Regions from separate parts of the Homo sapiens genome. Here region 2 is linked to region 1. Evidence: chromatin contacts called from ENCODE Hi-C or POLR2A ChIA-PET data. All regions are on one chromosome and are shown on one strand. The core of a region is the stretch at or near the end of the contact, and the rest is flanking DNA. Distances in the headings are between cores, read along the strand shown. Region 1 overlaps LINC01483 (long intergenic non-protein coding RNA 1483). Region 2 overlaps LINC01483 (long intergenic non-protein coding RNA 1483).

Region 1 (4,699 bases), core at 906-3,405:
CACGCGTGGTGGTACACACCTGTGATTCCAGCTACTCTAGAGGCTGAGGTGGGAGGTTGGCTTGAGCCTGGGAGGTGAAGGTTGCAAAGAGCCAAGATCACACCACTGTACTCCAGCCTGGGTGACAGAGCCAGACTCTGTCTCAAAAACAAACAAAAAAAAAGAAATAAGAAAGAAAGAAAGGCCTGAGACTGAGTAATTTATAAAGAAAAGAGGTTTCATTGGCTCACAATTCTGCAGGCTGTACAGGAAGAATGACAGCATCTGCTTGGTTTCTAGGGAGGCCTCAGGAAACTTACAATCATGGTGGAAGGCAAAGGGGAAGCCAGCACTTCATATGTCCAGAGCAGGAGCAAGAGAGAGAGGGACGGGGGAGGTGCCACATACTTTTAAACAACCAGATCTTGTGAGAACTTACGACACAGTACCAAGAGGGGATGATACTAAAGCATTCATGAGAATTCCACCTCCATGATCCAGTCACCTCCCACCAGGCCCCACTTCCAATATTGGGGATTACAATTTAACAGGAGATTTGGGCAGGGACACAAATCCAAACCATATCAAATCTGTGATGTTGCTTTCTTACCACCTATATCACTACCTACTCACAGCTATAAATAATAGAGAAAATAATGCATTTACAATAGCATATCTCATAGTTTCTATCTGCCTGCCAATGTAATGACAAGCAACCTCAGCAGAAACTCAAAGATAGCAGAATGCAATTCTAATCAGAAAAATGCCCCTAACAGTTCAGTGGCTCACTCCAATCTGTAGCAAGCTCACTCACATAACACTCCACCCAGAGATCTCTGCAGCTGATATGGTTTGGCTCTGTGTCCCCGCCCAAATCTCACTTTGAATTGTAATAATCCTCATGTGTCAAGGGTGGGACCAGGTGGAGGGAATCGGATCATGGTGGCAGTTTCTCCCATGCTGTTCTCGTGATAATGAGTGAGTCTCAAGAGATCCGATGGTTTTATAAGCATCTGGCATTTCCCCTGCTTGCATTCATTCTCTCTGCTGCCACCCTGTGAAGAGATGCCTTCCACCATGATTGTAAGATTCCTGAGGCCTCCGCAGCCATGCAGAACTGAGTCAATTAAACCTCTTTTCTTTATAAATTACCCAGTCTTGGGTATTTCTTCATAGCAGTGTGAGAACAGACTAATACAGCAGCTGTTATCCATCAGCAACATCAGCCTTACTTAGATGGTTAAAAATAAAATGTTGTATTTGGGGTGGGGGTCAGGGTGAATGGGGAAGGCAGTGGCTAGCCCAAGGCATTTTCTTGCTCAAGGAATGATTTTTGAAGATTTACAATTGTTTCTGTTCCTCTTCACTGGTATTTTCACCAGATGGATTTTTTGCTAAATGCCGCAGAGAAAATCATTAGCCAGCTTATATCCCTTGAGTAATGGTATTTAATGGTTTTATGCAGAAAAGTTACATTAATATAAATCAGTGGTCCTCGACAGGTGGCAATCCTTCCCTATCCCAACATTTAGCAAATTCTGGAGACATTTTAGGGGCAGGAAATTCTAGCGGCATCTAGTGGCAAGGGCCAGGGATGCTACTAAATACCCTACAATGCACAAGACAGTCCCCCACAACAAGGAATAATCTGACCAGAGGTAAATCATGCCAAGGGAAGGAAACCCCAGTCACTCCATAATTTAGCTATGAATGCATGTATGCCAAAAGGGGAAGGAGCTATAATGCAATATCAAAAAAAATCACAATGTAGCAAAAAAATTAAGCTAACACGATCTTTGTCATAGAAGAAAACTTGTGACATTGGAATAGGGAGCAAAAAGCCTTTGAAACACAGTAAGGGAACTTGCATTTATAACAGGTCACAAAATTAATTCAAAAGATAACAGTGCCCTGAGCTTGCCAAGTATGCCATCGTGACTGTAGCCTCATGGATTCATAGGCACGCCTGTAAGAATACAGAAATAGGTTTATTTAATCCTGACTTTCTTTTGAGCACTGGCAACAGATGAGTTCTCTGCGCCAAATCCTGCCCATAGAAAGCTAATGGGTGTTGCACGCAGTTATCCAAGAACACAAATTGGCTTTGTGGTTTCTTGTGGCATTTGGCTAGCTGAATCAGAGGAAACAACTAGAAGCTGAGGCAGATGGTTCACAGGCAATATGCTATAATGTCTTCTTACAAATATGTAGTTATGTATTAATAGGTAACCTCTTGGGAAACATGGACAAATATATCATTTTTTGCAATTCTCAGTTTCTAATACAGCTCTGTATGTTGTTGGTGCTCAATACCACTGGTTTCATATTTGTTAACTATCTCATACTCTATTCAAACTCATATCCTCATATCTTTGGAATGTGGAAGCAGACACAAACAAGCAGCTTAGCAAGGAGCACTGACTAAATACCAAGTACTGCATCAAGGGCCAGAAACCCAGTGATAAATAAGATGAGTATGTTGTCCACCATTTCTGAGCCTATTACTCCTCTGAGTTTATTGTGGCCCTTTCTATCTAAGTGAGGCTGAAGGCCACTCCTGTAACAGAAGTAAAAGTTGAAATTCTCAACTCCATGCTTCTTCCGTGAAGCCCTCCATCAGTAACATGCTAACAGGTTGGAAAAAGAGTTGACAAATATGTACACTGGTCAGGTAGAAGAGGAGACATGGTAAAAGAGGAGTAAAGGAGAATGGTATTCTTTCTCAGGTAAAGAAACTATCTTCAACAAACTCCTTTGACAGTAGGCAAGAGGGTGTATAACATGGTATTGAGTGGAGGCAGAAATATTAACCTAAACCAGAGCTACTGGTGCTGAAACAAAGATTCTAGCAATTCTGAGACCAATGGAAAAAAAAAAATTTTATAACCCGTCTGCCAGCCTGTAAGCCTGTTTCCACTTCAGAATTAATTAGTATCAACATTTTACCAGCCAATATGTCTCAAAAAAAAAAAAAATCAACAGTGTGCTCTGCTTTTTTTCTTGTGCAATAAACCCCTAGGGATTACAGATATATTTATACCACATCTTTCAGGACAGTTGGAAATATTAACCAAAAGTACGTACCTAATGATTGTTTTCATTGTAATGCATTTGTATTATTTTCAATGAATGAAATTTATTAAATGACTATATAAATGTGATATGTCTATATATAAAACAAGTTCCATAAGCATACATAAAGCAGAAAATTTTGTCAGACTATTATATTCTGACTTAGGCATGGTCATCTTCCACTTGTAAGATTCGTATCTCCCATACATAAGCTAAATGACTCTGTAGAAGATTATCTGGTCAGAAGATGTGACTAGAAATTCATAAATGTTCTATTTCTATTAAACCTGCCTCACTGACACAGCCCACTTTTGTTCTCTCCTATTCTGCAAGACTTCGAAGGCTGGTTTAACATTCCTGTGTTCTCAGCTATATAATTCTGGTCTTTCCACCAAAGCAGTTTTATTTCCTGACAGTCACTACAGCTTATGAAAGCCAGTGCTATTGGGAAAATATTCCAAATGCACAGGTTATGTGGTTGTGGAAAATAGGCATTAATGGAAAAGGGACTGAAACCAAGTTCTCTTCCGATTGCTATTTTGGAACTTCTGGTTTTTCTGTGGAGCTCCAAGTCAGTGGTGATTGCAAAACCAAAGAGACCAAACAGAATATTCAAAAAGCAAATGACCAGGAGGAGTTTATTTAGAAAATAGATAAATACAAATTGTGCTTTATGGGTTTTCATGTTTATGTCAGAAGGAATGGGTAATGTTGGACAGTCTGAAAGTGATGCTGTGGAATTTCTGTATTTCTCTTTTGTTTCAAATCATTCTCCCTGTATCTGATACTAAACTCTTCAGAAAGGTTTCACAGCTGTGTCCTTTGGGCACAGGGCATGTTCTGACATGCAGAGGATTATCTTGTGCAGCCTGTGGCCGCCAGCGCCACCTAGCTTCTGTATACATTTCCTCAACTCAACAGTTTTCCAAATTGTTCAATTAAATGAGCCAGTCTTCCATGAGAGCTCAGTATCGGTCTCACAGATTTTGAATGATGAAATTGAGGACGCGAGTTGGAACAGCCAAACTGCTCTGAATGGTTGTCAGGTAGAAAGACATGTTCTCTAAGTCTGTGGAACTTTAGGTAGGATTGACAACAATTCTCAATGCATTCATCACCTGCCTGTCTTTTATTTGACAAACCTTTGTGTGCCAAGCAGTTAGATAACGTGCACAGAGACCCAGCTTCTGAATTTTAACCACTATGTTTCAAATTAGGGAGGATTTCTAAGAAGAGAGTCTTTGCTAGGCTCACACTCAGGGACTGCTTCCCAATGAAGGAGATCAGAATATGTCACCCCAAAATATGCCGGCATAAGAATTATTTTGAGCTGGGGGCAATTGAGAAAAAGCAGACACAGAAGAGCTCTGCCGTCCCCCTCTGCTTAAAGCAGGGCATAAACTTCCCCTCGTGAAGGTGTTAAAAGAAAAACTTTAGACAAATTAGATTTAACAATTTAATTAAGCTCATGAATCAAGCAGCTCCCAGAAGCAAAATAGGTTCCCAGCGACTCTTGGGCTGCCACATGGTCAGATAACATTAATCGACAGGAAATGGAAAGTGAGGTTCAAAAAATAGAAGTGAGGTACAGAAACAGCTGGATTGGTTACAGCTCAGCATCTGCCTTATTTAAACGCAGTTTAGACAG
Region 2 (5,081 bases), core at 1,151-3,650, 120 kb before region 1:
AACACTTCAACACTGTTGGTGGAAATGTAAACTAGTACTACCCCTATGGAAAACAGTGTGGAGATTCCTTAAAGAATGAAAAGTAGAAAACCATTTGATCTGGCAATCCTACTACTGGGTGCCTACCCAGAAGAAAAGAAGTCATTATACAAAAAGATACTTGCACATGCATGTTTATAGCAGCACAATTCGTAATTACAAAATCATCAGACTAACCCAAATGCCCATCAGTCAACGAGTGGATAAAGAAATTGTGGTATATTTATATGATGGAATACTACTCAGCCATAAAAAGGAATGAATTAATGCCATTCACAGCGACCTGGCTGAGATTGGAGACTATTATTCTAAGTGAAATAACTCAGGAATGGAAAACCAAACATTGTATGTCCTCACTGATATGTGGGAGCTAAGCTATGAGGATGCAAAGGCATAAGAATGATACAATGGACTTTGGGGGAAGAGTGGGATGGGGCGAGGGATAAAAGACTACAAACATAGTGCAGTATATACTGCTTGGGTGATGGATGCACCAAAATCTCACAAATCACCACTAAAGAACTTACTCATGTAACCAAATACCACCTGCACCCCAATAACTTGTAATATATATATATATTTTATATATATTTGTATATATATGTAATATATATGTAATATATAAATTATATATAATATATATCATATAAATATTAAATATATATTATTAAATATATATAATATATTTATATATCTGTTTTATATATATATATAAATAAAAGAAAATGCCCTTTGTTTGGAGATGAGTGATCCTACCTCTCTAATGCTGTCTCTGAACCCGAGTCAATTTTTAACTTCAAAATGAAGTTCAGAGCCTGCTTCACTGGAAATTCACATCTTGTCCATCAGCTCCTTCAAACTAAAATTGATACTGATCTTGACTTGTTTGCTTTAAAGCCCCTTTAGAATTGTTTTCCTCAGTTGCTTTTCATTCTGCTTCTTTTTAACTTTAAATTTGGCACCTCCTTCTTGACTTGATTCATGCTTTCTTTGCATAGAGTTCACCACGGTCTTCCTCCACCAGGGTCATGATAGTGCTGGAAATAGAGTCCTTGTCTTTATTGAGGAGGAAAAGTAGGCATCAGCTAAGTACTCCCTACAAAGTCATCCTACAAAGTCATCTTGTAGGATGACAGATTGTGATCAGAGTTAAGAAGGAGATTTACAGATGCTGTTTGAGGGAGTGACAGGGTAATCTGAGTAAGTCTGGAAATTAGGGAAGAGAGTAAGCATGAGCTGAGATTTGAAGGATAAGAAGCAGTTAACTTTTACAGAGACCAGTGGGAAGAGCATTCCAGGAAGCTGGAATGGAATGTGCAATGGTCTTGTGGCAAGAAGAATCACATGCATTAGACAATCAGAAGAAAAGACCAGCAGAAAAGACTGAATTGTGGAGAATGGGTTTGTGAGTGCCTGAGAGATGATACTGGTGCCAAATCAGGTAGGACCTTTTCGGCCATGCTAAGAAGGCTGACCTCAGGAAGCACGTGTGATCTTTATCCCAAAGATAATAGGATAGTATTAAATTAATTTAAGCTTGTCATGATTAGAATTGCCATGTATATAGAACAGATTGAGGATAGGGGAAAGGGACCCAGGGACGGATGCAGGGAAATCAATTAGGAGGCAAGAGATACAGAAGGCACAGTAACCACTTTTGAGGTTCTCTGAGTTTATATGGGAAAATTATTAGCAATTAATAAAGCAAGACTGCACTTCTCCCACTCACAAGGAAAGATTAAATGATCTGTAGTAATAGAAATCACTATCTCCAACATCAACTACAAAGTTAACTTTTTATGTATTTTCCTAGTAATTTTTCCCTTCTGTATGACAGAAATAACCCCTTCCTTAATGTCCACACCTAAATATTAAAGTATAATTACACAACGATCATAAGAGAAAATGCCATAAAAATATGTGACATTGCTGCTGCCTGTGATGACATTTCAAATTGGAGCCTGCACTGGAGATAGTAACATATTTAGGGAAACTATGTACAAAAGCAAGCTGGAAACTATTGTGTCTGTGTTCTCTTAAATGCAGCAACAACAGTAATAATGGTCTCTATAATGCCACACCTGAAAGAGAAATTTGGGGAAATAGCCAACCTTGGCTAGGAAGCAAATTGTAGAGGGTGGTACAGTCAGTTTGTCCAAGGCTGTGGAAGACTGGCTCCTGGCTGCCCACAATCTCATAGTCACATGTTGCTTCAGGCTTCAACAAGCTTAGTACAGTCATAGGCAGGAAATAGCAAAGTCAAAGGGATTAAGTGACTCTGCTGCCTGCATGTGTGTTGGCCCTATAGCAGACTCAGGAGCTGCCAACTGGCACTCGAGCTGCAGCTTCCATCTTAAAGAGAAGCAAGCTGTCCCCTTACACAAACCCAAATTTCCCGCTTCTGAATTAACCTGTCCTGGAAAGCCATCCTTGGCTTTGCAAACATTGGTAAAAACACAGCCCATCTTTTCTCCTCTCCCCACTGTGCATCTGCAAATCCCTACTGGGCACAAATGCAAAACAGTTGCCAATGTCCTTTTTGGGATTTGTAGGGCAAGCAGCCAACTGGCTGCCTGTAGGTTATTCACACTGCAATAGGGAACAAATTTCTTGCTGCAATTATCCCTAAAGTTCTACTGTTTACCCCAGGAATAAACTAATTGCTGCTGTAAAACACTGTTTCCCACACTGTCCGGCACACATCTGTAAATTCCAAGAGGAATGAGGGTGAGCAGGTTACCAGTTCAACACTTTTGGGAAGGAATGGAGATTGGCCAACTGGAATTCAGCTTATTATTCATGGTGGAATAGAATTTGAGCTTCTTATTGCAAATACTCTTGCATGTTTCAGTGCTTACCTGTGTACTTAACCCAACTTGGATCTCAATTTGTAATATGCCCTTGTTTACTACTGGCTGTGAACTGGAGGAAATGAAAAATAAAGACAATATGCACACCTCGAATATTTACTGAATACCTGCTAAATGCCAAGTAGTGTGTTTGGTGCTGAAAATTGTCCACGGGAATTTTATATTACTTAAAGAATTCAGTAAGGTATACTTTTTCCATCACCATCAACTATTTGACTTGTAAGTGGAGATTTCATTCCAAATAGCTTTTCAACTTCCCTTCACTAAGCTTCAGTCATCAAGCTTGGTGGTCTTCTTATTCCCAGCCAACATTTCATACAGTGTTTACTGAAACCACCTTCTGAAGTAGCTCGCCTTTAGAATGCTTATGCTTCTGTCCCTTTAAATAGACTATTGTTTTTGCCTGGAATACCCTTCTCCTGCCTCTCTGACCATGAAAAGCCTACAAATCTTTGTAGACCCATCTCAAGTATGAGGAGGCAGGGAGAGACACTGATATCCCTTAAGGGTGTGGTAAGAAATTTCACAGGCAAAGACTAAAATGAATACAGAGTTGCAAAGATTGGAACTGGGAAGCCCCTTAGGAATCTATATTTTTAAATATGCCTTTCAAATATTGTGATCTGTTTCTCATCTGCTTTCTGTCTGCCTCTCTTCTGATTCTTCTTTTAGCTGACCAACCACCTCTGATTGCACAGTGTCCAACATAAACAATAGCCTCATGGCTTTATCATCTTCAAGGCTCAGTGATCACCATTAATGATTACATTCTCTGTGTTGTTTAACTAATGTTTAAGGGAGATTCTAATGTGTTCCTGGTCTATAATGGCTCCAGCCTGGACCAGTGTCTCACCCTGGATGAATTGCCTATGTCTGGGAAACTGGGTTCCATGGTACTAGCCAGCTAAAGCTGTCATTTCAGTGAGACCACAGACAGGTTCACGGAGGAAGATTTTGTGAGCAACGCAGAAAACAGTCTGTTGTGTAACTTACCACACTTATGTTGTCACTAATGGATGTGTCTTTCTTCCCCCCACACACACTCCAATCTATTATGCTATAGATGCCTCTCCAGAGCCATATGTTATTTTTCTGCTACAATATCACTTGGCAGAGTCCTTGGCAAATAAATAGATTTTCAATCAACATGTGTTGAGTAAGCCTTTTAAAAATATAAATTGGATTAAGTTGCTCTTTTTCTTAAAAACTTCAGCGACTTCCTACTGTATCTAAAATAAAATTCAAATTTCTTTCCATGACCCCAAAGGCCCTGCAGGTTCTGATCCCTCCTACCTCTCCAAGTTAGTCAGGTGCATCTCCCCTACCTCTCCAAGTTAGTCAGGTGCATCTCACCTCTTCATTCTCAGTGGTCCCACTAACGGAATTTTTTTCCTTTTATTTCCTCTAACACATAAAAATTGTTCCAGGCTCAGCACCTTGACAAATATTGCTCCCTCTGTCTGGGATGTGGTTCTGATCTTCTCAGGGCTGGCGCCCTCTCAGTTCCCCTTTGGGATGCAGCTTAAATTTTATATCACCAGAAAACCCTTTCCTGACTCTCCATGTTTCCAACACCATTCTCTATCATTCTGCTCTGTTGGGTTTGTTCAAAGTGTCTATCACAATTTTGGATGGTTAGTTCACTTATTTACTATCTTTACCCTAGGTTAGACCATAAAGGCCACAAAGTTGAGGGCATATCCCTTTTGTTTTCTTCCATATATAACAAGCGTCATATGGTGCTTAACACTCAATACATATTTGTGAATGGATGAATGTATCAGAAAAAAAGTGGTTCCAATTCTCTATTGCTCACTGATGGTGATTTTAGGCAGATAGCTTTTCCTTTCTAAGCTTCAGTTTCTTCTTCTGCAAAATCAAGAGATTCCAGAACTGACAGAATGGTTATTTCTCTTCACCTAAGAACTTCTAAGGCTTTCTCTTCTGCGATGCTTTCCCAAGCTAACCGATCTCATTCTGGGCCCACTGAATGCCTAACCTGAAATACTATTTTGCAGTGGTTGTCTTAGTTACTGTAAGGTCCCTGGAGACACGAACCGGGGGCACTTGGAGAAAGAGAGAAGGCTGGGCCACATAGAAATTTTGAGAATCCTGAAGAATCTTTTAAGAATGAAGAAATACCCAAATATGGTAACAAAAAGTGTCAGAAAT

What was found. A loop is a pair of places that touch in the nucleus more often than their neighbours do. ChIA-PET counts read pairs that join two places held with the same protein, here RNA polymerase II (POLR2A). Pooled maps may share reads with other maps.
Region 2: a map of gastrocnemius medialis shows a loop between it and region 1 (2.1-fold over the local background). The contact joins two enhancer-like sites. A Hi-C loop is called at or near these places in 3 of 168 maps with a recorded cell type or tissue (gastrocnemius medialis, mammary epithelial cell and psoas muscle) and 8 of 50 pooled maps. POLR2A ChIA-PET finds 5 or more read pairs at or near these places in 2 of 52 experiments (AG04450 and MCF 10A).

The regions. Positions count from the first base shown.
Region 1 is chr17:69,606,572-69,611,270 of GRCh38, reverse strand. The region is part of intron 2 of LINC01483 (long intergenic non-protein coding RNA 1483); the gene reads right to left. Among named protein-coding and RNA genes, the nearest start is that of LINC01483, 15 kb to the right of the region's middle. RefSeq lists enhancers at 3,789-4,058, 3,134-4,333. Within about 2 kb of position 2,155, at least 8 of the 41 ENCODE cell types and tissues checked have a DNase peak (open chromatin) inside an H3K27ac peak, as active enhancers do; they include gastrocnemius medialis, where a contact is called at or near this core.
Region 2 is chr17:69,731,075-69,736,155 of GRCh38, reverse strand. The region is part of intron 3 of LINC01483 (long intergenic non-protein coding RNA 1483); the gene reads right to left. Among named protein-coding and RNA genes, the nearest start is that of LINC01483, 140 kb to the right of the region's middle. Within about 2 kb of position 2,400, at least 4 of the 41 ENCODE cell types and tissues checked have a DNase peak (open chromatin) inside an H3K27ac peak, as active enhancers do; they include gastrocnemius medialis, where a contact is called at or near this core.